Regions from separate parts of the Homo sapiens genome. Here region 2 is linked to region 1. A link is an interaction called in ENCODE POLR2A ChIA-PET data of the cell type or tissue named here. Cell type or tissue: GM12878. All regions are shown on one strand. Each heading gives the region's core, and the rest is flanking DNA. Links, peaks and the distances in the headings are about the cores only. Region 1 has its middle 12 kb from the start of NUMB. Region 2 overlaps NUMB (NUMB endocytic adaptor protein).

Region 1 (12,492 bases), core at 3,977-11,976:
CAATTCGGGCCAGCATATGTTATGTAATATATAACTGTTATATATAATAACTATTATTACCATTAATATTATTATTGACTATATAATGGCTGGTTTTCTCCCCTAGCTCCTAGAAGGAACCCTTTTATGAGGAGTAAATGAAATAATATACATAATTCAGGACCTGACATGTAGTAAATGCTCAATAATCATTAGTTATTGTTAACATTATTAATAGCCGGGCACGGTAGCTCACGCCTGTAATCCCAGCACTTTGGGAGGCCAAGGCGGGCGGATCACAAGGTCAGGAGATCGAGACCATCCTAGCTAACACGGTGAAACCCCATCTCTACAAATACAAAAAAATTAATTGGGCATGGTGGCGGACACCTGTTGTCCCAGCTACTCAGAAGGCTGAAGCAGGAGAATGGCATGAACTCAGGAGGCGGAGCTTGCAGTGAGCAGAGATCACGCCACTGCACTCCAGTCTGGGCAACAGAGCGAGACTCCATCTCAAAAAAAAAACCAACATTATTAATAAACATGTGATATTTGATATTCTCTCCAAGCTACTGGAAGGAAATACTATGAACTCTCATTACTTTTCCAGGGTGGCCTTATTTCCATATGTTTTGTTCAGTTTTTCCATTAGCACCCTATACTCACCAGAGCACAATTCTAGATTTGGGGTTCATAAAATATGACCACCAAATCCATAACACAGTCTAATTTCCTGCCTGCCCTATACCAAGAAGGGTATGCACAAAACCAGCAAAATGGGCTAATTATGGCAGCACCTCCTATATGCACAAAAGTCTGAGCCTGGCCCCAACCAGAATCCAGACAGAAGGGATTGTGCCTGGGAGAATGAACAGAGACTTCGCTATGTGACCTTTGTCCCTTTTAAAATATGGTCATCATTGTGCAGTCTACTCAGTCAATCCTCAACTAAGAATGAGAGAAAGAGGGACCTACACAGGCCCTACAGATGGGATAAGGGTGTCCAAGAAGACATTTTCACACCTGGGTTGGAAGTAATAAGAACCCATAAAAATAAAGAGCAATTTTGCAATTAGAAAGTTGGAAGAAGAGAGTCCAGTTTGCAACATGAAAGAAAGATCATAAGAGGCTGGAGTCACCCTTTAGGGCTGGGTTGAAGCTGTCTTCCTTATAAAGGTGGAGGATATTGAGGGTTGGCCTGTGGCCAGGAAAAATGAGGAACTATAATCAAGAAAACCCCATTATTTTTGCTTTGAGTCATTTCTCAGGGCTCACCCATAATTATTACATAAGAAAGACAGAAAAAACAAAAACCTCCTAAAGTGTAAATGATCCTTAAACTAAAAACACCGTAGAAATACAAAGATCCAGGCCGGGTGCGGTGGCTCATGCCTGTAATCCCAGCTACTTGGGAGGCTGAGGCAGGAGAATCACTTAAACCCGAGAGGCGGAGGTTGCGGTGAGCCGAGATAGCACCATTGCACTCCAGCCTGGGCAACAAGAAAGAAGAAACTCTGTCTCAAAAAAAAAAAAAAAAAAGAAAAAAGAAAAGAAAAGAAAAGAAAAAGAAAAGAAAGAAATACAAAGATCCAAGTTTTTGCAACTTATCTGTCTCTCTCTCTCTCTGTCTCTGTTTCTTCTTCTCCCACCCATATTTGCACATGTTCTTTCATTTCTTTTCCGCACAGAAGAAAACTACCCTTACAAGGAAATGCCTTAGGATCCTCCAGGCTGGAATTGTTTTCAGATCAGGAATCATCTTCTCTAGCAGTCTCCACTGCAGCTCTACAGGATTAGAGCTCAGTATTCACAGATAATGACAGTTTACACCTCTCCCTCTAAATCAAGTCACCTGTGCAGCTGTGATTTAAAGAGTTCGGATGATTTTCTGAGCTGCACTAGCCCTGGCCCTTTCCTCTCCCGAAATGTTCCCAAACATTACCAGATTTGTACACAGAAAGGCTCAAAGCAGAAGTTGCTGGGAAAGTTCTGTAAACATGAAGGGGAGATGTACACCAATATCAAGTTCCTCTTCCTGTGGCTCTGGTTTTCTCTCCTTCCTATTCTCTATTCTGTGTTTCCTCTGTGTCTGGGACAGAGGAGACTTGTATGTTTCCATACCTGTTAATAGCCAGAGAAAACTTTGTTCGGTCCCTTGGCAGGTTAGCGGATTTTAGAAGGGAAAGACAGGGTAAAGAGATGAGGACTCGCCCCCAGGAAGTCTGACTATACAATAGGAATGGTGTATTTATTTATTCAGCCCTTTCCTACACTGCAGTCATTTCATTTCACCCTCAGGATGTGTATTTAGTGGTAAGCTTTCTTTCTTTTCCTGTTAGTTTCCTGCAAAAGGACATCAGTGTCTTCCTCATTGGAGCAGCTGATAAGAAGGATGTTGTTGCTCAAATAGAGACAGAAAAACATATTTCCTATCACAGACCCAGGCCATCCCAAGGGCATGGAGAATTAGACCAGGTTGTGGAAATAATAGAAGAACCTGATTTTCATGCCTATTTCCCTGGTGCCATCTTCCTCCCTGAAATACTCTGCAATAATTACACCTTCCACTTAAGTAGGATTTCACACTTTTCCAAAGTAGCATCACGTTGTACGGAAGTAGAGTTGGCTGCACTGTAGCTGGCATAGCCTATTAGTTACTTTGGAGGGTTTATATGAAGAGGCAACTTTGGGTTTAACTTTAAGTTTTGGGGAACTCATACAAATAGCATAGGTTTACCCTAAGTTGGATTCCATTTGCTAGCTCCTGCCTCTCCTACAGATCTCATCTTCAAAGTTACTATTATAGGGGAGGCTTCCTGTTATCCCTCTCCCAGCCACATTGAGTTGGGTGCCCCTCTTATACACACTGCATTTCCACTTTGGATACACATATCCCGTGGGTAAACTTGCTCAGTGCCTAGCCATCCAGCAACATGTCGGCACTGTAATACCAGGGACAACAACCTTCCTGCTCATGGCTGCCTAGCATAGGGCCTGGCCCACAGTAGTTCACTAAATATTTAGTGAATGAATGAGTGAGTCAGGAATTGTCTCTAGGAGTAGCCTTGCCACCTGACACAATCACTTATTTTGGGGTAGTGCTCTGGGAGTTATAAAAAAGGCCTGTGCTAATTATCACATAATGATCACCGGTGGTTATAGTATTTAGTAGGCAAAAGCACAGTGGTGGAGTATGACTAAATAAAGGTCTCCTCCAGGTGGGGGGCTATCCCCGCACTCTGAATTTGGAACCCCACTGCCCATCTCTCTTGGACTCCTGTGGACAGGGTCATTCCTTTGGGAAATTCTTTTCGGAGTTGCCAACACTGGGGAACAGGGAGAATTAAGCTCCATTTCCCCAAACTCAATGAAGTCTTTCTGATATGAAAATTAAATTAAAGAACAAGGCCAGTGGTGGCCCTCTGTTGCTTTCCTTTCAGCCTCTGAGACAGATTTCCCCATCAAGGGTCTGCGCTGAGTCATCCCGCCTCCAGCGGAAACAAGTCAGCAGCACCCTGAGGATGGGTGATGGAGGTAAAGACTCATCCTGCTAATCTCCTCCTCCCGCGGAGGCCAAGGTTCATGGTCTTGGCCCCCTCCCTGGGAACAAAAAGGCAACCCAAGAGAAAAGACTCTTCCTTCCCACTCCTCTCTCTCTTACAAGCTCATGGTCTGTGGCTCCTCTTTCTTCTGCCAATGGAAGTTGAGGATAGAGAGAGAGGAGGAGGAAGAAGAAACCAAAGGGCACAGGACTGTACTTTGCTGGCTGGGGGGAGGTGGGACACATGGGTGGGGGGTATGAATTGGGATGAAGGATGACAAGACATGAAGAATCCTTGGAGGTTCTCCAACAGTTCTCACATACAGAACAGCTAAGGCACAGCCCAGTTGCGGAGACACCAGGGAACCCAGAAATGTAAATAGTAGGAGGTGATGACAGCAAAGAAGCAGGCAGATCTGATACACAGGCCCCTACACAGAGCTACGCCCTGTGGGAGAACCACAAACTGCCTAAGACTGGGTAGCAAAGAGAGAGAGAGTGGGCGTTCAGTGTGAGACCTTGAATCAGAGGCCCACACTCTATATCTAGCTCAGTCTCCAATTTGTGGGGAGGACCGGGGTGAAAGATGAATGTCAGAGATGTGGCTTCATCAGCTGCCTATGGGATGGGCACATGTTTAGGAGATACTTTGAAATCTCTAGATGAAAGGAAATGCCAGAAAAAGCTATCATTACTTTGAGGGCTGATCATAGAGCAGCCGGAGCATCTTTGAGCTCCTATATTGGAATCAGAGTCTACAGTATTTTCATCTTGGGCGGACCAATTCCTGAAGACCAGTTTTTTAATAGCATCAATTGAGAACAGGGTCAATTGTGAGGTCCCTTAGGAATACAACCAGAAATCTCATCACTGGAGTATAGAAATTTCCAACCAGGCTCCAGCCAGTTATCTATGCAGACTGATTCTAGCCAGGCCTAACTTGCCTAGGGTGATGATCTACAGGCTATGACCTGATGACACTTCTCCCTTTCTCTCCTCTCTTTCTCTCTTTCACGTGTGCATAAGGCAACTTAGAAACATTAATTCACCAAAGAATACTTGGAGATTCCCAAATGATCACCCCAATTGTGGCTCTTCATCTCCAAACACTTAGCCTTTTTTTTTTTTTTTAAAGGAATGTGATGTGCTTAAACCAGATCTTTTTTCTTTCTATTTGGCAGGTACATAGGCACATGACCCTAGTATTTTCCTTCTCTATTTATTCCCTTCTATACTTTACCACAAATACTTCCACTTGACTCCCTCTTCTGGTCTCTGTTCTATGAACCATCTAGATTATCATTCCAAATGAATACATTTGTGTTTGAGCCCTTAAATGCAAGAATATTTCCCTTCCTGGTCTCTCCAAAGCTAACAGGCTAACTAGACTCAGAACAGGACTTTAATCTAAGCTGGCAATAAGTGCTTACCTGTCCTGAATGACCTAAGCTGCAATCATCCTGGGTCACAATCATCAGAGGAACAGATATTATTTTTCTCCTATTGCACGAAGTGGACAAAGGTTGTCTAGATGGTGCAGAATGGATCTCGATAAAGCCAGAGCTCCTTGTGAAATAAGAAAAATCTCAAGAATGGGCATGTGACTGCTAAGCAAGCTCTGTGGGAGAGCTCAACCTATAATATTACAAGTGGCATGCGTAAGATCAACATGAACTCATCTCTCAAATCCCCAAATCTTAGGTTTCAATGTCTCTTACAAAGTTCCAGGAGAGTTAAGCTTAGGACCAATATAAAGGAAGACTACTCCAAACTGTAGGTAGTAAATGCATGGCACTCATTACCCAGGGAGGGAATACAATCAGAATACAGAAAAAAAATCAGGGCAACATTTATGAATTGCAGAGCCATATATGAGTAAAACTGGATGGATCTTGAACTACTCATTTTCAACCCTAGTCCTATGTGAAAGTCTCATGTCTCTCTCCTAGGTCCTAGTATTCCAACTCAGTAGGTTGGAGTGGGGTCTGTATATAGTTGCAAAGCTCCCCCAGGTGATTCTGATTTATAACCAGGTTTGAGGACCACTACTTGAATAACTTGAATAACCTTTAACCTGCTGGATAGGTCTGACCCAGCCTGGTCATCCTTACGGTCCTAATTGTCAAACTGCTTGGTTGATGAATGACAACTCAAACAGATACAGCTGTATACCTGCAACATAAGAACAAACTCCAGAGCAGTCATTAGACCCTGAATCTACAGATCAAATCAAGCAGTATAATAATGCTCTGGTCCCTGGCTCATTTAGAGTCTTCTCCAAGATCTCTAAGTCTTTCCCACCTTAGGGATGAATCAGCGGAGGCACTTAAAACAAGGTACTACTTTTGGAAGGAAATATTCAGATTTGCTTATAAGAATAAGATGCAGACTTCTTTTTTCTTTTCTTCTCTTTTTTTTTTTTTTTTGAGATGGAATCTCTCTTTGTTCCCCAGGCTGGAGTGCAATGGCATGATCTCGGCTCACTGCAGTCTCCACCTCCTGGGTTCAAGCGATTTTCCTGCCTCAGCCTCCTGAGTAGCTGAGATTACAGGCAGGCACCACCACGCCCAGCTAATTTTTGTACTTTTAGCAGAAATGGGGTTTCCCCATATTGACCAGGCTGGTCTCGAACTCCTGACCTCAAGTGATCCACCCACCTCAGGCTCCCATATTGCTGGGATTATAGGCATGAGCCGCCGCGCCTAGGCAGATGCAGGCTTCTTTACATATTTCTGTCACGGCTCTTTTTGCACAATGTTTAACACAGTACTAGGAATTCGTTTATTCAGTAAACATTTATTGATTAAAAATTAGTTACATACCCAATGCCAATAGTTTGTTGCTGAGGATATAAATAATTAAATAAGGCAGTGATAAAACAGACCAGATGTGATCTCTAGCTTCTTAGTTACCTAATAAGCTCTCAAAAATATTCTTTTATCATAGTGGCTGGATACAGTGTAAAACTCTACCTAAGGGTCATCCTACCCTCTTAGGAACACAACATTTAAGTTCTTTCGAAGACCGAGCTACCCTGGGGCCAAGAACAACTATAAAAAAAGTGCCTACCTTTTCTTCTCAAATGTACCTACAAGTGAAGGTTAAAAATGAACTTCTGGCTGGGCACGTTGGCTCACGCCAGTAATCCCAGCACTTTGGGAGGCCAAGGCAGGCAGATCCTGAGGTCAGGAGTTCAAGACCGGCCTGAGCAACATGGAGGAAACCCCCGTCTCTACTAAAAATACAAAATTAGCCGGGCGTGCTGGTGCATGCCTGTAATCCTAGCTACTCAGGAGGCTGAGGCAGGAGAATCGCTTGAACCCAGGAGGCAGAGGTTGCAGTGAGCCAAGATTGCGCCATTGCACTCCAGCCTGGGCAACAAGATCGAAACTCTGTCTCAAGAAAAAAAAAAAAAGAACATCTGGAGAATGAGAACTATGCTATATTCATCTTTGAATTTCCAGTACCAGGTACAGTACCTTGCACATAGTAAGTGTTCAGTGTTTTAAATTTTTTTTTTTTTTTTTTGGAGACAGAGTCCCACTCTGTCACAGGCTGGAGTGCAGTGGCGCGATCTCAGCTCACTGCAACTTCTGCCTCCCAGGTTCAAGCAATTCTCTTGCCTCAGCCTCCCGAGTAGCTGGGGCTACAGGCATCTGCCACCACACCCGGCTAATTTTTTGTATTTTAGTAGAGATGGGGTTTCACCATGTTGCCCAGGCTGGTCTCAAACTTCTGATCTCAGGCAATCCACCTGCCTCGGCCTCCCAAAGTGCTAGGATTACAGGCGTGAGCCACCGCGCCTGGCCCAGTGTTTTTAAATTTTAATTAATTAATTAATTTTGAGACAGGGTCTGGCTCTGTCACCCACGCTGGAGTGCAGTGGCCCCATCTCGGCTCACTGTAACCTCTGCCTCCTGAGCTCAAGTGATCCTCCCACCTCAGCCTCTGAGTAGCTGGGACTGCAGGCATGTGCCATCATGCCTGGCTAATTTTTGTATTTTTTTTTTTTTTTGGTAGAGATGGAGTCTCACTATGTTGCCTAGGCTGGTCTTGATCCTCCCACCTCGGCCTCCCAAAGTGAAGTAATTGCAGGCATGAGCCACCGCACCCAGCCTGTTCAGTGTTTTTGAATGAGTGAATGAATGAATGAAGCTGGAATCCCAGTTCTGCCACTAACTGTGTATCTTTGTACAAGTCACAGATTATTTGTAACCCTTTTTTCATGACTGGGATAACAACTACCTTGCTTATTTGTTGTTATGTGACTGGAGGTCATGTGTTCTAAGAATCACTGGCAGCTGGGCATGGTGGCCTGTAATCCCAACATTTTGGGAGGCTGAGATGGGAGGATCACTTGAGCCCACAAGTTTGAGACCAGCCTGGGAAACAGAGGGAGACCTCATCTCCACAAAAAAATTAAAAACTAGCTGGGTGCGGTGAGCGCGTGCCTATAGTCCCAGCTACTGGGAAGGCTGAGGAAAGAGGATCATTTTTGAGCCCAGGAAGTCAAGCCTACAGTGAGCCATGATTGCACCACTGCACTCCAACCTGGGCGACAGAGTGAGACCCTGTCTCAAAAAAAAAAGAAAGAAAATTGGCACTCTGCCTGGCATTCAGCAGGTGCTCAACAAATGGTTGTGGTGATGCTGTATGGTTGTTACTCTGAGAACGGAGAAGCAGAAGCTTCCAAGAACCAACTTGTATGGTCAAAGTGACATCTAGTGGTAAAATTTTAGAACACACACCAAAAGCACAGTCAATTGCTGGTTTGAAATTTAAATTGAGGAATGACTAGGAACTAACAGGGCACCTGATTTACATAAGTACAGTAACATTATTTAATTCTCACCAGTGATTTTTTTTTTTTTTTGAAACGGAGTCTCACTCTATCGTCCAGGCTGGAGTACAGTGGCGCGATCTTGGCTCACTGCAACCTCCGCCTCCCAGGTTCAAGCAATTCTCCTGCCTCAGCCTCCCATGTAGCTGGGACTACAGATGCTGGCCACCACGCACGGCTAATTTTTGTATTTTTAGTAGAGATGGGGGTTTCACCATGTTGATCAGGCTGGTCTCGAACTCCCGACCTTAGGTGATCCTCCTGCCTCAGCCTCCCAAAGTTCTAGGATTACAGGCGTGAGCGACCGCACCTGGCTTCACGAGTGATTTTCAATCCTGGATGCAGATTAGAATGACGTGTGAAGCTTTAAAAATCTACTGGTGTCTGGATCTCACCCTTGGAGACACCAATTTAACTTGCAGGAGGTGTGACTCAGGCTGTCACATTTTTAAACTGCGATTTTAACATGCAGCCTGGTTGGGAACCACATGCAAGAGACCCATGAGATAGTCTTCTTCTCGTTTTACAAATGATGAAAGTAAAAGTCAGAAGGATAAAGTAATTTTCACAAAGTCACACATTTATTATTAGCAGTAGGTTATTTGAACTTGCATCTACCATTTTCCCACAATACCACGTTGCTTTGCAGAGGCTTTTGGAAGTCTGATGTGCTCCACTTAGCTTCTGTCTAGGGGAGTCTCAAACTCAGAAGCGTTAGGAAATTGCATGGTGCTGTGAGCTGAAGCCCTCCAAACAACAGTTTGGTGTTGATGGGATAGTGTGGTCTAATGAAGGCACTAACTGCCTGATCCTCTCTCTGGATTCTTTTTTTTTAAGACAAGGTCTTGCTTTGTTGCCTAGGCTGGAATGCCGTGGCATGATCACAGCTCACTACAGCCTTGAACTCCTGGGCTCAGCTGGGACCAGAGGTGCATGCCACCATGCCCAGCTATCTTTGTATTTTTTGTAGAGATGGGGTTTTGCCATGTTGCTCAGGCTGGTATTTTTATGTTTTGTAGAGACGGGGGTCTCCCTATGTTGCTATGAACATTCATGTCAATTTCAATTTTTTAAAAATTATTTCAAAAGAAACTCATTGTAATTGTTTGTGTTAAAAAATGATAACTTGCCCAGGTGCAGTGGCTCATGCCTGTAATCTCAGCACTTTGGGAGGCCAAGGCGAGTGGATCACTTGAGGTCAGGAGTTTGAGACCAGCCTGACCAACATGGCAAAACCCCGTCTACACTAAAAATACAAAAATTAGCTGGGCATGGTGGTGGGTACCTGTAATCCCAGCTACTCAGGAGGCTAAGGCAGGAGAATGGCTTGAACCTGGGAGGTGGAGGTTGCAGTGAGCCAAGACTGTGCCACTGTACTCCAGCCTGGGCGACACAAGACTCTGTCTCAAAAACAAACAAACAAAAACCTTAAGCATACACATTAAAAATCTACCAAAACTTTTTAAAATTGAGTTTTGGCACTTCATTTTTAAAAATATAACTGGGGTCTCAAAAAGGAGTAACGAGGCCGGGCGCGATGGCTCACGCCTATAATCCCAGCACCATGGGAGGCCGAGGCCGGCAGATCATGAGGTCAGGAGATTGACACCATCCTGGCTAACACGTTGAAACCCCGTCTCTACTACAAAAATACAAAAAATTAGCCGAGCTTGGTGGCGGGCCCCTGTAGTCCCAGCTACTCGGGAGGCTGAGGCAGGAGAATGGCGTGAACCCGGGAGGCGGAGTTTGCAGTGAGCCGAGATCGTGCCACTGCACTCCAGCCTGGGCAACAAAGACTCCGTCTCAAAAAAAAAAAAAAAAAAAAAAAAGAGTAACCAGCTTGCTCTTGACCTCTGAAAGGCTCTGTTGCTGCCTCCAACAAGAAAAGCCCATTTTATCCAATTAGACAACAAATCCCCAAAGTCAGAAAAACCACGTGATATTTGCTGGCATATCCATGATGACTACTAATTATGTATTTGGTAAATGTTTGCTGACAATATAGCCCATCAAGAAATGATGGGAGGCCGGGCGAGGTGGCTCACGCCTGTAATCCCAGCACTTTGGGAGGCCGAGGCGGGCGGATCACGAGGTCAGGAGATCGAGACCATCCTGGCTAACACAGTGAAACCCCGTCTCTGCTAAAAACACAAAAAAATTAGCTGAGCGCGGTGGCAGGCGCCTGTAGTCCCAGCTATTCGGGAGGCTCAGGCAGGAGAATGGCGTGAACCCGGGAGGCGGAGCTTGCAGTGAGCCGACATCGCGCCACTGCACTCCAGCCTGGGCGACAGAGCCAGACTCCGGCTCAAAAAAAAAAAAAAAAAAAAAAGATGGGAAGGCTGGGTGCGGGTGGCTCATGCCTGTAATCCCAGCACTTTGGGAGGCTGAGGCAGGTGGATCACTTGAGGCCAGGAGTTTGAGACCAGCTTGGCTAACATGGTGAAACCCTGTCTTTACTAAAAAAATATTAATATTAGCCGGGTGTGGTGGCTCACACAGGTAATCCCAGCTACTCAGGAGGCTGAGGCGCGAGAATCACTTGAAAACCAGAGGTGGAGGTTGTAGTGAGCCAAGGTCATAACACTGCACTCCAGTCTGGATGAAAGAGCGAGAAACTCTGTCCCTTAAAAAAAAAGAAAACAAAGAAATGATGGGACAGGGTGAGGGTAGGGGAGAGGAAATTCTAACACAGGTGATTTCCTTCTGACCCACAACCCCCACTTTGCTGTTGGTCTGGCTGACGTGGTTCACAAGGGGGATGGTAACTTAGATGGAACGTGTAAACCAATGGAAACATGAACCTTGATTGAAAAATGAAAAATTTCTCTAGATCCTGACTAAGGCAAGGTCAGCATGTTTCTCCCACATGCTGGTCCAAACAGAAGCTTTCTTTTACGGCAGGATAGGGATCAGTCCCTTGTCTAATCAACCAGTGGAGTTAATGAGTATGGCAGAAGGAAGGGAGAGGAAAGATGACAAAAGGAGCAATGAAAAGGAAACACCTGACACATTTATCTTTGTGAGAAGTGAGAATCACCTGTAAATGCCTCAGCCAGGAAGGACAGGTAGGGCCCTTTATAAAAGGATTTGTGGAACTTCTGGAGTATTTTGTCATTATAACATTTTGTTAATAGATTAACAAGGCTGGGCGCAGTAGCTCACACCTATAATCCTAGCACTTTGGGAGGCCAAGGCAGGCGGATTCACTTGAGGTCAGGAGTTCGAAACCAGCTTGGCCATCATGGTGAAACCCCGTCTCTACTAAAATTACAAAAAATTAGCTGGGCATGTGGTATGCGCCTGTAATCCCAGCTACTCAGGAGGCTGGGGCGGAGAATCTCTTGAACCTGAGAGGCGGAGGTTGCAGTGAGCCGAGATCATGCCACCCCGACTCCAGCCTGGACAACAGAGCGAGACTCCATCTCAAAAAAAAAAAAAAAAAAAAGATTAACAAAAACATGGCTGGGCACAGTGGCTCAAGCCTGTAATCCCAGCACTTTAGGAGGGCAGATCATTTGAGCCCAGGAGTTTGGGACTGGCCTAGGCAGCATAGCGAGACCCCATCTCTACAAAAAATATAAAAATTAGCCAGGCGTTGTGGTGCATGCCTGTGGTCCCAGCTACTGAGGAGGCTGAGGTGGGAGAGTCACTTGAGCCCAGAAGGTTGAGGTTGCAGTGAGCCAAGATCTTACCACCACACTTCAGCATGGGCAACAGAGTGAGACCCCGTCTCAAAAACAACAACAACAACAACAACAAACACAAAACACAAAGAAACAAAACCGTGATAGTAAGGAGAGCAGATGCCTGCTTTTCTGTTGTGAAGAAACTTGGGAACCACTGTGGAAACAGGAGAGGGGAAAGGAGCTGTCATGGACCCTTGCTGAGCTCCTTCCTTCCCCCAGCCTTTTCTCCCATCCCTCCCCTTACCTGGAAGGTCCTCTCTCCTCCTCTCTGCCTAAATCTTGTGCCATCTCAGATCCAACACAAATTCCCATGTCTCCATGACGACTCCTGCCCCCCTTCCCTGAACTCCTACAGCACATCTGCTGTATACCACACAATTCTCACTAAATTAAGCATATTGTCTTTGAAAGGTTCTTGTGTGTCTGTCTTCTAAAACCCCTTGTAA
Region 2 (16,141 bases), core at 3,751-11,750, 71 kb before region 1:
ATTAAGTGGCTTGACTAAGGCTAGACAGCTATCCAGTCTACCACACTGTAGTGGAAGGTAAGATGAGTTATAAAATAAGGGGGCTATCATTCCAATTGCAATATTCACCATTTCTTTCAGAGCAGTAACTCTGACAACTAATTGTTAGGTCAAGAACATAAACTTTGGAGATAGCAATAAGAACAAAATCATGGAATGCTTAATTAAATCACATGATTTCTAAGGCTGTATAAATCTGGAAGATTGGCAATTTGACAGACTCTAATGCCATCATAAAATCAACAGTTTGTTTACAAAGCACTCATTCTAGCAAAAAGTCACTGAAGGCTGGAAGGCTGGAATAAGAGCCAGTTTTAATGTTTGCAGTTGCTCTTTAGTAACAATGCATCATCAAAAAACACTAGGTGTCAATAACCCAGTGCCAATGAAATATGGCAAACCTGCCTAAATTATTATTCTTTTCACCAATACTTGTGAATTCTGGCTCCTAATCTAATAAAAGTCTTTAAAATAAAGCACTTTCATTTTATTGTCTCTCTGAGCCAAGAAGAGTCACAAGTTTTTGCTGGGATCTTTTCCCCTCTTCTAATAGCTTTGCACCATTAGTAGCAACTTTCATAGCAAGTGGGTCTTAATATTAATACTTTTTTTGCATAATCTTAACTGTTTAAATTTAATTTTAAAATTAATTTTTTGTTAAGGTATAGTTGACAAATAAAAATTATTATTCTTTTTTGAGACGGAGTTTCACTCTTGTGCCCAGGCTGGAGTGCAATTGCGCGATCTTGGCTCACTGCAGCCTCTGCCTCCCGGGTTCAAGCGATTCTCCTGCCTTAGCCTCCCAAGTAGCTGGGATTATGGGCATGCCCCTTTAATTTTCTATTTTTAGTAGAGACAGAGTTTCACCATGTTGGCCAGGCTGGTCTCGAACTCGTGACCTCAGGTGATCAACCCACCTCGTGCTGGGATTACAGGCGTGAGCCACTGCATCCCGGGAGACAAATAAAAATTATGTATTTATGATATACAACGTGATGTTTTGATGTATGTATACATTGTGAAATGGTTAAATTGAGCTAATTAACATATCCATCACCTCACATACTTATTTTGGTTTTGTGAGAACATTTAAGATTTATTGTCTTTGCAGTTTTCTTTAAAAAAAAAAAAAAAAAAGAGAGAGAGATTGTCTCACTCTGTTGCCCAGGCTGAAGTGCAGTGGTGTGACAAAGCTCACCACAGCTTTGAATTCCTGGGCCCCAGTGATCCTCTGGCCTATGCCTCCTGAGTAGGTGGAACTACAGGCACAAGTCACCACACTCTGCTCTCCTTTTCAAGTATATAATACATTATTATTAACTACAGTCACCATTGTTGTACAAGGGATCTCCAGAACTTATTCATCCTAACCGAAACTTTGTACCCTTTGACCTGTTCCCTCTCTTCCTCCCTAGATCCTGGCAACCATCATTCTACCAGACTGTTTCTGAATTTGACTTTTCAAGACTCCACTTATAAGTGAAATCATGAAGTATTTGTCTGTCTTTTCTTTTTTTTTGCTTATGCATTTCTTCATTTGAAACAAAAAATAACATTTCACATTCTTTTATTCTTTCATGTTTATATTCAGAATAAAAGTCAATATTAGCACCCGGCAATCTTTGTTTTTTAATAAAGCCACATTGTCTTTCTGTGCCTACCTTATTTCAGTTTGCATAATGTCCTCCAGGTTCATCCACAATGTTGCAAATGAAAGGATCTCCTTTAAGGTTGAATAGTATTCGTGTGTTTGTGTGTGTGTGTGTGTGTGTGTGTGTGTGTGTGTGTGTGTGTGTGTGTGTGTGTTACATGTGGCTGTATCTCTAGCCTGGGAAACAGAGCTAATACAATAATAAATACAGGGATTAAAAAGGGATTAGAATAGGTATTCATAAGTATAGCTACACATGATGTATACACACACACACACATACACACACACTCTCTACATTTCTTTATCCATTCATCTGTTGATGGACACTTAGGTTGATTCCTATCTTGGCTATTGTGAATAAATGCTGCAATGAATCCTAATACATTTTAAAGGGGTGGTGGGCTGGGCGTGGTGGCTCATGCCTATAATCCCAACACTTTGGGAGGCAGAGGTAGGTAGACTGGTTGAGCCCAGGAGTTTGAGACCAGCCTGGGCAACATGGCAAAACCCCATCTCTACAAAAGATACAAAAATTAGCCTGGCAGTGGTGTGTCCCTATAGTCCTAGCTACTTGGGAGGCTGAGGTGGGAGGACTGCTTGAGCCCGGGAGGTCAAGGCTGCAGTGAGCCGTGATCATACCACTGCACTCCAGCCTGGGTGGCAGAGCGAGACTCTGTCTGTAAAATAATAAAATATTAAAATTTAAATTAAATTTAAAAGGGGTTATTCCAGAATGATGTTAATGTGCCAGAGATGAGGAATGAAACATAGGTTAATCATTCACATAGGGATTAAAAGTAGGTATTCATATGTATAGCTACACGTGACATTAGGTGTTCTACAGGCAATGCATAGTTTTTCCTGTGTCTCAACTGTCCTCTTTGAAAAAATGGAAATAACCTTAAAATACATTATTGTTGAAGACAATGAAGGTGAATTGAGTTCTAGAATGGCTAGATGGATACAGACACAGCTGAAAGAGAAATAAAATCCTTAACATAGCTGTTTCTTCTATATATGGAAAATAAGTCTAAATTGGAGTTGATATCAACTTCAGGTAGAAATGAAAACTAACATAGTCTTTTTTATTTTTATTTTTTTTATTTTTTAGAGACAGGCACATGCCATACACCAGCTAATTTTTTATTTTTATTTCTTGTAGAGATAGGGACTTATTCTGTCACCTGGCTGGGGTGCAGTGGCACGACCATAGCTCACTGTAACCTCAAACTCCTGGGCTCAAGTGATCCTCCTGCCTCAGTCTCCCAAAGTGCTGAGATTACAGGCATGAGCTACCATACCTAGCCAGCCTGCCCCTCTATCCATCCATCTACCCATCTATCCATCTATCTAATCTATCTATTTACTTTAATTATTAGGGGTGTGTGTGTGTGTGTGTGTGTGTGTGTGTGTGTGTGTGTTTAAGCAACAAGGTCTTGCTCTGTGGCCCGAGCTGGAGTACAGTGGCACAATCATAACTCACTGGAACCTCATACTCCTGGGCTCAAGGGATCTTCCCACCTCAGCCTCCAGAGCAGCTGGGACTACAGGCCCATACCACAAGGCCTGGCTAGTTTTTTTGTGTATTTTTTTTGTTGTTTTTTTGTTTTGGAGAAACGAGGCCTTGCTATGTTACCTGGGCTGGTCTCAAACTCCTGAGCTCAACTGATACTCCTGTCTTAGCCTCTCAAAGTGCTGGGATTACAGGTGTGAGCCACCAGCCTTTTTAGAATACAGTTTTGCAATATGCAACTAAAGACCTTAAAATGAACATATATTGAGGAATATTTCACACAGAATCATCAGACCAATCAGATAATTTACGGTATATCTATACCAGTGGTTCTCAAAATTTAGCATGTATCAGAATCACCTAAAGTGTTTGTAAAACCATAGATAGCAGCTGGCGCAGTGGCTCATGCCTGTAATCCCAGCATTTTGGGAGGCTGAGTTGGGCAGATCACTTGAAGTCAGGAGTTTGAGACCAGTCTGGCCAACACGGTGAAACCCTGTCTCTACTAAAAATACAAAAAATTAGCCAGGCATGGTGGCGCACACCTGTAATTCCAGCTGCTCAGGAGGCTAAGACAGGAGAAACACTTGAACCCGGGAGGCAGAGGTTGCAGTGAGCTGAAATCGCACCACTGCACTCCAGCCTGGGCAACAGAGTGAGTGATATGCCGTCTCAAAAAAACAAAACAAAACAAAACAAAATAACCACAGATTCCTGGGCCCCCAAACCAGGTTTCCGATTCAGTAGGTCTGGGTGGAGGCCAAGAATATGCACTTCTAACAAATTCCCAAGTAATGCTGGTATCTCTGGTCCAAGGACCATGCTGAGAATCATTGATCTAAAAAATGGACTTCTATGAAACCATTAAAAATGAAGATCTATATTCATTGATATGATATATATGCATGCAGTGGTGTACTGATAAGCCAGCCTGGGGAGGAATTCAGCGGGGAGAAAGAAGCCCTGCTTTGTAGCATTTGCCAAATTCACTGATGTAGCTGATCCCACCATTGCTAATATCAAGCTACCAACAATTTGGGCTTGCATAACTTCTTAATTATTGGCTCTGGTGAGATAGTGCTAGCTGGTCCAAGCACACTAACTAGAAAAATATCTAACAAGATATAAGGCAAAATGGTAATTAAGCAGTTATCTTTGGGTAAAAGAATTTTAGGGATTTTCTTAATGTCTTCCTGTATTTTCTTAATTGTTTTATGAGCATTCTCACTTTTATAATAAAAATCTATTAACAATTAAAAATGAAGTTATTTGCATCGGCTATATCTTTCTGGTCATTAAATATTCACACACATACATTCATTCATATATGTGTCTATAAAGGTTTGGATTAAGAGTTCTGTATAGTTGGAAGTTTTGCACCCCCTCTAAAGAAGACATTGATATTTAAACATTAAGAACAAGTCTACTACTGCACTCTCCTTCTGTGTTAACCTGGCCTTGATGAAGTGGAAAAAGAAAGAATGGTAAAGGCCCAGCTGAGAAGTCTTTGAACTCTAGCCCTGGAGCATCAAGGGCTAGAAGTGTCTGTTTACAAAACGAAGCATTAACAGCTGCCCTAGAATCCAAGCGGAAAATAGCCTAAGACAGCCTGCAATGCATGTGCTATAAAACCCAGTTTCACAAAAAGAGCAGGAATATAATCCCACTAGCTTTGCCACATAAAAATGTAGGTCTGATTAACAGTTCACCAAATTGTTAACGGAAAAAAATCAAAAATAGCTTAAATATCCCACAATAGAAGATTAAATAATTTAAAGCTATAAAATGGAATATGCACCTATTAAATGGTGATATTTTAAAATTTCTAACAACATGGGGAAATGGTCATAAATTATTGTGAAAGGAAAAAATGTAAGAAAACTGTGTATATAATCCCATTAATAAACTACATATTTGTATATGAGAGAGAGACACACACAGAGAGAGAGAGAGAGAGAGAGAGTGTGTGTGTGTGTGTGTGTGTGTGTGTGTGTGTGTGTTTAAAGACCAGAAAAATATAGCCAAGGTTAATAGCAATTATCTCTGGATTAGGGTATTATAGATGATCTTTTTATATTTGCCCATTTGTATTTTCAAAAATATCTACAGCAAATATATATTATTTGGGTATTTTTTTTTTTTAGTCACCAAGCAGGGGAAACCCAAATTGTAACAAGTAAATGAAAAGATGCCCAACCTCACAATCAATCACAGAAATAGAAATTAAAACAATATACTTCTTTATTCCCATCAGATTGACAAGGCTAAACAGATGGATAAGACCAAATATTGGTGAATATTTAAGGAAATGGGAATTCTAATTTACTACTGGTGGGAGCATAAACTGGGTAGCCATTCTAAAAAACAACTTGGCAATATTTAGTGAAATTAAGTATGTGTACGGGCCACAAGTCAGCAATTCCTTTTCTCGGTATATACTAGAGTAACCTTTGCACATATCAATAGGATATATGCATAAGGATGTACACAGCAGCACTATTTGTTTTAGTTTTCAACACACCTAGGTATCAATTATTAGAGAAACATACAAGTAAAATGTGGAAATACATATACAATGGAACATTATACAACAGTCAGTTGTTGTAAACTAGATTTACAAATACAGTATGCGCTTCCATAATTCCTTTTTTTGATCAAAAAAGAATAAATAGATTCACAGCATAATACCATTATACGGATTAAAAACACATACACACAAAACAATATGAAAATATTTCAAAAATAAGCACTTACTTACATTAAGCATATTAAATAGTTGGCCCTCCACATCCATGGGTTCAACCAGCTATGGACTGAAAATATGCCAGAGCCGGGCACAGCGGCTCACGCCTATAATCCTGGCACTTCGGGAGGCTGAGGCGGGCAGATCACCTGAGGTCCGGAGTTAGAAACCAGCCTGACGAAAATGGAGAAACCCTGTCTCTACTAAAAATACAAAATTAGCCGGGTGTGGTGGCGCATGCCTATAATCTCTGCTACTTGGAAGGCTGAGGCAGGAGAATTGCTTGAACCCAGGACACAGAGGCTGCAGTGAGCCGAGATTGTGCCATTGCACTCCAGCCTGGGCGACAAGAGAGAAACTATGTCTCAAAAAAGAAAAAAAAATATGCCAGAGAAAAAAAGGCTTAGCCATATGCAGTGGCTGACATCTGTAATTCCAACAACTCCAGAGGCTAAACTAGGAGGACTGCTTGAGGCCAGGAGTTTGAGCTTACAGTGAACAATGACTACACCACTGCACTCCAGCATGGGCAACACAGCAAGAGCCTGTCTCTAAAAAATAAACAGGCCAGGCATGGTGGCTCACACCTGTAATCCCAACACTTTGGGAGGCCAAGGCCAGTGGATCACTTGAGGTCAGGAGTTCAAGACCAGCCTAGCCAACATGGAGAAACCCCATCTCTACAAAAATAAAAAAATTAGCTGGATGTCGTGGCATCTGTAATCCCAGCTACTCGGGAGGCTGAGGCAGGAGAATCGTTTGAACGCAGGAGATGGAGGTTGCAGTGAGCTGAGATCGTGCCACTGCACTCCAGCCTGGGCGATGGAGTGAGACTCTGTCTCAAAAACAAAAACAAAAAAAAACAAAAAAGTAAAAATATATAAATGAATAAGCAAGCAAGTGAGCTAGCAAGTCATGAAGAGCAGACATGAAAGAACTTTAAATGCACACTACTAAGTGAAAGAAGCCAATCTGAAAAGGCTACATATACCATATGATTCCAACTATATGACATTCTGGAAAAGGCACAACTATGGAGACAGGAAAAGGATCAGTGGTTACCAAAGGTTAGGTGAGAGGAAGGGATGGACAGCCAGAGCACAGAGAATCTTTGGGGTAGTAAACCTATTTTGCATGATACTACAGTGGTGGATGCATGTCATTACATTTGCCAAAATCCTTGAAAGTACAACACCAAGAATAAACTCTAATGTAACCTAAGGACTTAGGGTGAAAATAATGTGTCAATGTGGGTTTATCGATTATAACAAATTATGAAACATATAATTGGTCTTCTTGCCCTTTCCTGACATATACCTCATAAAACCATTGGCACCTCTGGAGTGATGAGTATCTTTTACATGCTAATGAGATGACAGTGGCTGGACATCTCTAGATAGCTTCAAGGATAAGGGCTGGTCACCTGAAAGACCAAGGCATGATAAGAGGGTTGCCCCCAACCTCCAGAGAGGGAAGAGGAGCTGAAGGGTAAGCTGATTACAAATGGCCAATGACTTAATCAATCATGCCTATGTAATGAGGCTTCCATAAAAACCCGAAAGGACAGGGTTTGGAGAGCTTCCGGATAGATGAACACTTGGAGGTTCCAGGAGGGTGGCACACCTGAAGAAGGCATGGCATGCCCCTTTCCACATACCTTGCCCTATGCATCTCTTCCATCTGTCTCCTTTGTAATACCCTTTATGATAACCCAATAAATGTAAATGAAGTGTTTCCCTGAGTTCTGTGAGCCACTCTAGCAAATTAATTGAACCAAAAGAGGGAGCTGTGGTAACCCCAATTTATGGCTAATCAGCCAGAAGCACAGGACACAACGTGGGGCTTGCAATTTAAGTAGGGGATTGAGCCCTCAACCTGTGGGATCTGATTCTATCTCCAAGTAAATAATGTCAGAATTGAGTTAAAATGTAGGATACCCAGCTGGTGTCTGCCAAAGAATTGACTGGGTTGCTGGTAGATAGAAATCCCCACGCATTTTGGTGACCAGAGGTGCTGTGTTATACTGAGTTTGTATTGGTTTGATTTTTCTTATATCTCCTGTGTACTATTCTGGTAAGGAATGTTGACAGTAAGAAAGGCTGTGGGTTTGTGGGGGCAACAGGTATATGGAAACTCTCTGTATTTTTTTTGCTCAATTTTGCTATAAACCTGAAACTGTTCTAAAAAAATTAAGTCTTCCAAAACTAACAAAAAAAAAAACAGGGGATGGTACTCATGAACCAATAATGACTAACTGGCTATAAACAAACAAAACAAAGAAGTACAGATCTGGAAGGTTCATGTCAAAGGCACCAGAGCACATCCATGTGTACAACGGAAACCACTAACAAAATATGTAAGACTAAATTTTTTTTTTTTTTTTTTTTTTTTGAGACGGAGTCTCGCTCTGTCGCCCAGGCTGGAGTGCAGTGGCATGACCTTGGCTCACTGCAAGCTCCACCTCCCAGGTTCAAGTCATTCTCCTGCCTCAGCCTCCCAGGCAGCTGGGACCACAGGTGCCTGCCACCACGCCCAGCTAATTTTCTGTATTTTTAGTAGAGATGGGGTTTCACTGTGCTAGCCAGGATGGTCTCGATCTCCTGACCTTGTGATCCGCCCACCTCGGCCTCCCAGAGTGCTGGGATTACAGGCGTGAGCCACCACATCCGGCCTAAATTTGTTTTTGAGACAGGGTCTCTGTCACCCAGGCTGGAGAGCAGTGGGGTACAATCAGAGCTCACTGCAGCCTCAAACTGCTGGGCTCAAGCAATCTTCCTGCCTCAGCCTTCGTGAGTAGCTAGGACCACGTGCACGCACCACCATGTCCAGCTAATTTTTTAGAATTATTTGTAATGACAAGGTCTCACTATGTTTGCCCAGGCTGCAATCAAACTCCTGAGCTCAAGTGATTCCTCTGCCTCAGCCTCCCAAAGTGCTAGGATTACAGGAGTGAGCCACTGCACCTGGCTAAAAACTTTTTATCATGGTGGGAAAAGACCTCATAATTCAAATCCAGTTTCTGCAGCTATTTTTCTTCAACAGATGGAGAAAAATACTACTAATCAACAGTATCTCCTTGATCACAAATACATTTCTAGAGTAAATTAAATGACTGATTCCCTATCTGTTATATGGATCCTAAAACATAAAAATAATAACTAAAAATAGCAGGAGCAGATGCCTTTTACTGAGAGCCCATAAAGTATTGCACTGTAGATATATCTAATCTAACAATCCTCAGAGATTACACACTATATTACTATCTCAGAGAGATTAATTGATTTGCCTAAGAACACACAACTATGTAGTGTAACTAGGAATCAAATATAATCTTCTACTATAAAGTCTGTGCTCTCTCACTCTACCCCAATGTCCACATACCAAACAATTATAATAATAATATCTTCCATTGTAGCACCTCCAATGTATTAGGCACTGTATTAGGTACTTTACATAAATTATCTCCTTCACACTTCACGACTGCCTTGAAAGTCAGATATTATTAATTCCATTTTACAGATGAGGAAACAGAAGCTTATAAACTCAGTAACTTGCCCAAGGTCTCAAGATTCAAGCCAAGTTTCACTTTGCGTTATCAAAAGCTCACTTTCACAACTAAATTTAAAATTATCTTTACTATTTTTAGTCCTTTGGTTCTCCACACTACCCAGTTAAATGTGTATTATGTAATAATAAAGCACCTATGTGCTGAACATCACATTGAAGTCAAACAAACACAATTTTGATATAAAATAAATGTAATCATATAACTGTGACAGATGTTAACTGGTTACTCAAAAGGCCATTCCCAAATCCCTACTCCCTCCTTGCCTCTCATTACAGAGGCCAAAAGACGAAAACAGCTGGAGGTGACCATATGACCCAATTTTGGCCCTTGGAACATCAGAAGTGACTTGCTGGAATCACTAATAAGAAAGCTTTTCCTTGGCATAGTCTTTTTCCTTCTTCCTTGAATGTAGGTGGAAGGCTGGACCTGCAGTAGCCATCTTAAGACCATGAAAGGCCAAGCAAATCACAAATTCATAGGCCCCAACAATGTTGAACCATTAAAGCAACATGAGCAGCTGCCAACTTCAGATTTATGTAAGCTTTATAGTCAGGTTTTCAACTGCTTACAGCCTGATTCACCCATTATATATCACCATATCAGAAACTCCACCACAATTTTAACTGTAAGTAACTTCCTGGCTAATAATTAAAAACAAAGTCACATACTAGTCCTAAATTAGTCTGACAAAATTACAATCTCCTGATGAGGACTATTCTGAGTATTTGCTCAGGAAGCTGTGAGAAGCCTGAGCTGAGGAAAGAATGAGAGACAAGAATACAGAATCGGGGAGCTCCCTGGGCTCTGAATTGCACACATGGTAAGAGCCCAGACTCTCAAGATAATTACCAGAAGTATGTCATCAGAAGGGACACATCCTTGAACAATAATATAAGCCTTCAAGAGATTGGCGGGGCATGGTGGCTCACGCCTGTAATCCCAGCACTTTGGGAAGCCGAGGCAGGCAAATCACTTGAGGCCAGGAGTTTGAGACCAACCTGGCCAACATGGCAAAACCCTGTCTCTATTAAAAATACAAAAAAAAAGAGGCCAGGCATGGTGGCTCATGCCTGTAATTCCAGGACTTTGGGAGGCCGAGGCGGGCGGATCATGAGGTCAGGAGTTTGAAATCAGCCTGGCCAATATGCTGAAACCCCGTCTCTACTAAAAATACAAAAATTAGCCAGGCATGGTGGCGCGGCCCTGTAGTCCCAGCTACTCAGGAGACTGAGGCAGAAGAATCACTTGAACCCCAGAGGCGGAGGTTGCAGTGAGCCGAAATCACCTGAGCGACAGAGCAAGACTCCGTCTGAAAAAAAAAAAAAAGATTAGCGAGGCATGGTGGCGCATGTCTGTCATCCCAGCTACTTGGCAAGCTGAGACACAAGAATCGCTTGAGCCTGGGAGGCAGAGGTTGCAATGAGCTGAGATTGTGCCACTGAACTCCAGTCTTGGTGACAAAGCAAGGCTATGTCTCAAAAAACAAAAAAAGGTAAAATAATAATAATAATAATAATAATAATAACATGCTTCAAAACAAAAGCCCTGGAACGTCAAGACTCTTGTTGAAAAAAATTCATAGTTAAGGTATGATCAGGGTCTTGGGGTTACAGGAAAAAATAGTTTGCATTCAATAATAAATGTTTATAAAGTATAATATCCTTTTTCTTAGAAGATGCATGCTCAAGTATTTAGAGGTAAATTATGTTGTCTACAACTTACTTTCAAGTGGTTTATATAAAAGAGGATACATACATATTAGAATACACATATAAAGCATGGGAAAATGTGAAAAAATATTGAAATATCAGTGGGGGATATACAGATGTTCAACATATGTCTTACAACATTCTTGTACATTTGAAATATTTCATAATAAAAAGTTGGTGTTAATGTTAATTTCCTGGTTTTGGTATTGTACTACAGCTATGTAACTTGGTAAAGGGCATATAGGACTTCATTTTCATATTTTTATACCTTTCTGTGAATCTAAAATGATTTTCTTTTTTTTTTTTGGAGACGGAGTCTTGCTGTCACCCAGGCTGGAGTGCAATGGTGTGATCTTAGCTCACTGCAACCTCCGCCTCCCGGGTTCAAGCAATTCTTATGCCTCAGCCTCCAGAGTAGCTGGGATTACAGGCACGCACCACTGAGCCCGGCTAATTTTTATATTTTCAGTAGAGACAGGGTTTCACCATGTTGGCCAGGCTGGTCTCGAACTCCTGACCTTGTGACCTGCCCGCCTCTGCCTCCCAAAGTGCTGGGATTACAGGCGTGAGAAAATTATTTCAAAACAAAAAGTTAAAAATGTTGGGAAGATTTCTCGCTTGGTAAGATGAAGTAAATATATCTCCCTTTATCTTCCAGTTAACTATAACACTGGGATGGAATGCATGAACAGCTATTTGAAGATGCTGTAAAGTAAATATCACAGGTGGATCCAGGGAAATCAACAGAATTCCAACTATCCCCAAACTAGCTGTGAGTTTATCATTTTTTTCCTCTAGTATCCTCCAGCCTGAACTCAACACAACCTAAAACCCAGAAGTGAGCACAATGGTGCAGGCAGAGAGAGAAACAGAACCCTCTAGCTCTGGCTCAAGGCCCGTAAAGGGAACTCCTACAGCTCAGAGAAGATGAGGGAAATCCTTTAGGTATTTTTTTCTTTCTCTTTTTTTTTTTTTTTTTTTTTTGACAGGATCTCACTCTGTTGCCCAGGCTAGAATGCAGTGGCACAATCACAGCTCGCCACAACCTCAAACTCCTGGGCTCAAGTTATCCTCCCGCCTCATCCCCACAAAGTGCTAGGATTACAGGTGTGAGCCACTGTGCTCAGCAGCTTGGGAAAACTCCATACTCTCATGTGTCAGTCCCCAGGTCATCCATGGTGGGGGCAGCAGCAACAACAGAAGAATCTGGGAATGGAAAGCCTCCAGGAACAAAACTTTTGAAGGAAGGGAACCTTTCTCTCCATCCTGTGGAGCCGTGCCTCCAAGTGGGCAGGACAAACTCTGTTGTTTTGGGTTTTTTTTCTTCTCTCTCTGTCCATAGGAAAGTGACCCCATAATGTTGTTTATGAACTGCTGGGCTCATCCTCAACCTGTGTAGGTATGCATCTGATACCAATTGGCATAATAAAAACTCTGATAACTGAGATAATGAGTAGACCTACACCCAGATCCCAGACTGACCAATGGGTGGAACACTTGTGGGACAGATCTGAATAACACTGCCAAAGCTCAGAAAACTGAATTTATATGGAACCACAACCCACAGAAGATTAAAACAAAAATACCAATATTCTCCACAGAATATTAACATATTTTTGTTTTTTTTTTTTTTTATTATACTTTAAGTTCTAGGGTACATGTGCACAACGTGCAGGTTTGTTACATATGTATACATGTGCCACGTTGGTGTGCTGCACCTATTAACTCATCATTTACATTAGGTAAATCTCCTAATGCTATCCCTCCCCCCTCCCCCCACCCCATGACAGGCCCCGGTGTGTGATGTTCCCCTTCCTGTGTCCAAGTGTTCTCATTGTTCAATTCCCACCTATGAGTGAGAACATGCGGTGTTTGGTTTTCTGTCCTTGTGATAGTTTGCTGAGAATGATGGTTTCCAGCTTCATCCATGTCCCTACAAAGGACATGAACTCATCCTTTTTTATGGCTGCATAGTATTCCATGGTGTCTATGTGCCACATTTTCTTAATCCAGTCTATCATTGATGGACATTTGGGTTGGTTCCAAGTCTTTGCTATTGTGAATAGTGCCGCAATAAACATACATGTACATGTGTCTTTATAGTAGCATGATTTATGATCTTTTGGGTATATACCCAGTAATGCAATGGCTGGGTCAAATGGTATTTCTAGTTCTAGATCCTTGAGGAATTGCCACACTGTCTTCCACGATGGTTGACTAGTTTACACTCCCACCAACAGTGTAAAAGTGTTCCTATTTCTCCACATCCTCTCCAGCACCTGTTGTTTCCTGACTTTTTAATGATCACCATTCTAACTGGTGTGAGATGGTATCTCACTGTGGTTTTGATTTGCATTTCTCTGATGGCCAGTGATGATGAGCATTTTTTCATGTGTCTGTTGGCTGCATTAATGTCTTCTTTTGAGAAGTGTCTGTTCATATCCTTCGCCCACTTTTTGATGGGGTTGTTTGATTCTCCCACTTTAGCCTCCAGAGTAGCTGGGGTTACAGGCGTGCACCACCACGTCCAGCTAATTTTTTGTATTTTTAGTAGAGACGGGGTTTCACTATTTTGGCCAGGCTGGCCTCCAACTCCCGGCCTCAAGTAATCCACCCACCTGGGCCTCCCAAGGTGCTGGGATGACAGGAGTGAGCCACCATGCCAGGCCTCATCTTGTTTTTAAATGCAAAAAAAAAACAAAAAAAACAAACTCACTCCTGTCATCCCAGCCCTTTGGGAGGCCGAGATGAGCAGATGGCTTGAGTTCATGAGTTTGAGACAAGCCTGGGCAATACAGCAAAACCCCATTTCTACAAAAAATACAAAAATTAGCCAGGCATGGTAGCATGCTCCTGTAGTCCCAGTTACTCTGGAGGCAGAGATGAGAGGAGCACTTGAGCCCAGGAGGTGGAGGTTGTAGTGCTAACTGCACTCCTCCCTGGGCAACAGAGCAAGACCCTGTCTCAAAACAAAACAAAAACAAAAACAGCTTTCTCAATTACTGTAACTTCTGAACTAAAATATATTGTTTCACAAAAATCAGTCAATTCTGATCATTCGCAGTTGAGAATTAACAAACTTCTGATATTGCCTCTATTGACACACTAGGTGGTTCAGTTATTTTCCATTATAGAATTTTACCTGCAAGTACTAGGGAAATAGTGCTGAACCGACTCTGTTAAATTAAACTCATTATGATGTAAATCACTTTGGAATGAGAAAGTATCTAGATAGCAAGAAAATCTTCTGGGTCTTCTGCTTCCTAAAGCCTATTGTCCATTCCTATAGTGCACAGACCACAATCACATGTGATGTTTACAGAATTCTCTAAAAATATTTTCCATCACATCCAGAATTTGAGAATTACCTATATTCAAACCTGCCACAGGCAGTTTATATAACTGGTAGCAGTCAATAAGGCAACAAAATACTCTGTAACTTTGCAGTTTTCTCATCCCACTGAAAAAACTTGGCCGGGCGTGGTGGCTCATGCCTGTAATCCCAGCATTTTGGGAGGCCGAGGCGGGCAGATCACAAGGTCAGGAGATTGAGACCATCCTGACCAACATGGTGAAACCCCGTCTCTACTAAAAATACAAAAAATTAGCTGGGCATAGTGGCACATGCCTGTAGTCCCAGCTACTCGGGAGGCTGAGGCAGGAGAATGGCATGAACCTGGGAGGCAGAACTTGCAGTGAGCTGAGATTGCGCCACTGCACTCCAGCCTGGGCGACAGAGCAAGACTCCGTCTCAAAAAAAAAAAAGGAAAGAAAAAACGTTAAGATATTTACCAGAAATTTAGCAGGTAAGACTGTACAATCCTGAAAAAGACTTCCTTTAAAGAAACAGAGACAGACAAAACAAATTTGGAGGTATATAATGATAATATTGGCACTCAGTCCTCAAATTTATATTGGAAATCAATTTCCCAAATAATTATCAAATTATTCAAACAAACAAGAAAAAAAAAGACCCAAGTAGGCTTTGAACTAACGTGTTCTTAAAAACAACAACAACAAAACTCCAAACTACAAATCTTATTTTTCATCTTGTTTATAAACTTTTGTCTCTACTTTTGATTGTAGCAGTATACTGTTTTGTTGACACAAAAGAAAATTCCAGGCTGGACGCGGTGGCTCACACCTGTAATCACAGCACTTTGGGAAGCCAAGGAGGGTGGATCACCTGAGGTCAGGAGTTCAAGACCAGCCTGACCAACATGGTGAAACCCCGTCTCTACTAAAAATACAAAATTAGCCGGGTGTGGTGGCACAAGCCTGGAATCCCAGCTACTCGGGAGGCTGAAGCTGGAGAATCACTTCAACCCAGGAGGCAGAGGTTGCAGTGAGCCAAGATCGTGCCATTGCATTCCAGCCTGGGCAACAAGAGCAAAACTCCTTCTCAAAAAAAAAAAAAAAGAAAGAAAGAAAGAAAGAAAATTCCAAATCTATTTCACTTTATTTCTGTTTAGACATCTTATTTTCAATATCATCCTCTACTACACAAGAACACATCAAATTCTTATTGAACTCATACACCATAATATCCTGTAAATATTCCTCTTTTTCATATATTACATGTTATTTATATTCTTTATCTCAAAAGTAATACAAATTGTGGCAGATATTATCCAAAGATGCCTACAACGTTAGATTCCATCCCATATGCTCTTCTTACAATATGATGTTGATCCTTTCAAGTGGTGGGGTCTATGTCCACAGCTTCCTTGAAACTTGGGAGAACCTTTACAACTACATCAACCAGTAGGACAGAGCAAAGTAACACTATGTGACTTCCAAAACCAAGTCAAATATGCCATGCACCTTTGCCTTCCTCTCTTGGGATGCTCTCTCTCTCGGAACCCAGGCACCATGCTGTGAAGAAGCCAAGCAGCCACAAGGAGAAGTCACATGA

What was found. ChIA-PET counts read pairs that join two places held together with the same protein. Peaks named below come from ENCODE experiments on the same cell type or tissue, not always from the same donor. Only the 100,000 strongest peaks of a DNase experiment are listed, where the experiment ranks them.
Region 2: POLR2A ChIA-PET joins it to region 1 with 11 read pairs; 7 of 35 experiments call an interaction of 5 or more read pairs at or near these places.

The regions. Positions count from the first base shown.
Region 1 is chr14:73,464,047-73,476,538 of GRCh38, forward strand. No RefSeq gene overlaps it. Among named protein-coding and RNA genes, the nearest start is that of NUMB, 12 kb to the left of the region's middle. RefSeq lists an enhancer at 895-1,124. In GM12878, for the core only: a CTCF peak has its summit at 8,244 (motif pointing left); a DNase peak (open chromatin) is centred at 8,229; H3K27ac peaks cover 402 bases.
Region 2 is chr14:73,393,248-73,409,388 of GRCh38, forward strand. All of the region lies in intron 2 of NUMB (NUMB endocytic adaptor protein), which reads right to left. Among named protein-coding and RNA genes, the nearest start is that of NUMB, 57 kb to the right of the region's middle. RefSeq lists an enhancer at 4,446-4,949. In GM12878, for the core only: no CTCF peak of the experiment used is centred there; DNase peaks (open chromatin) are centred at 7,868, 8,254 and 9,524; H3K4me3 peaks cover 472 bases; H3K27ac peaks cover 1,780 bases.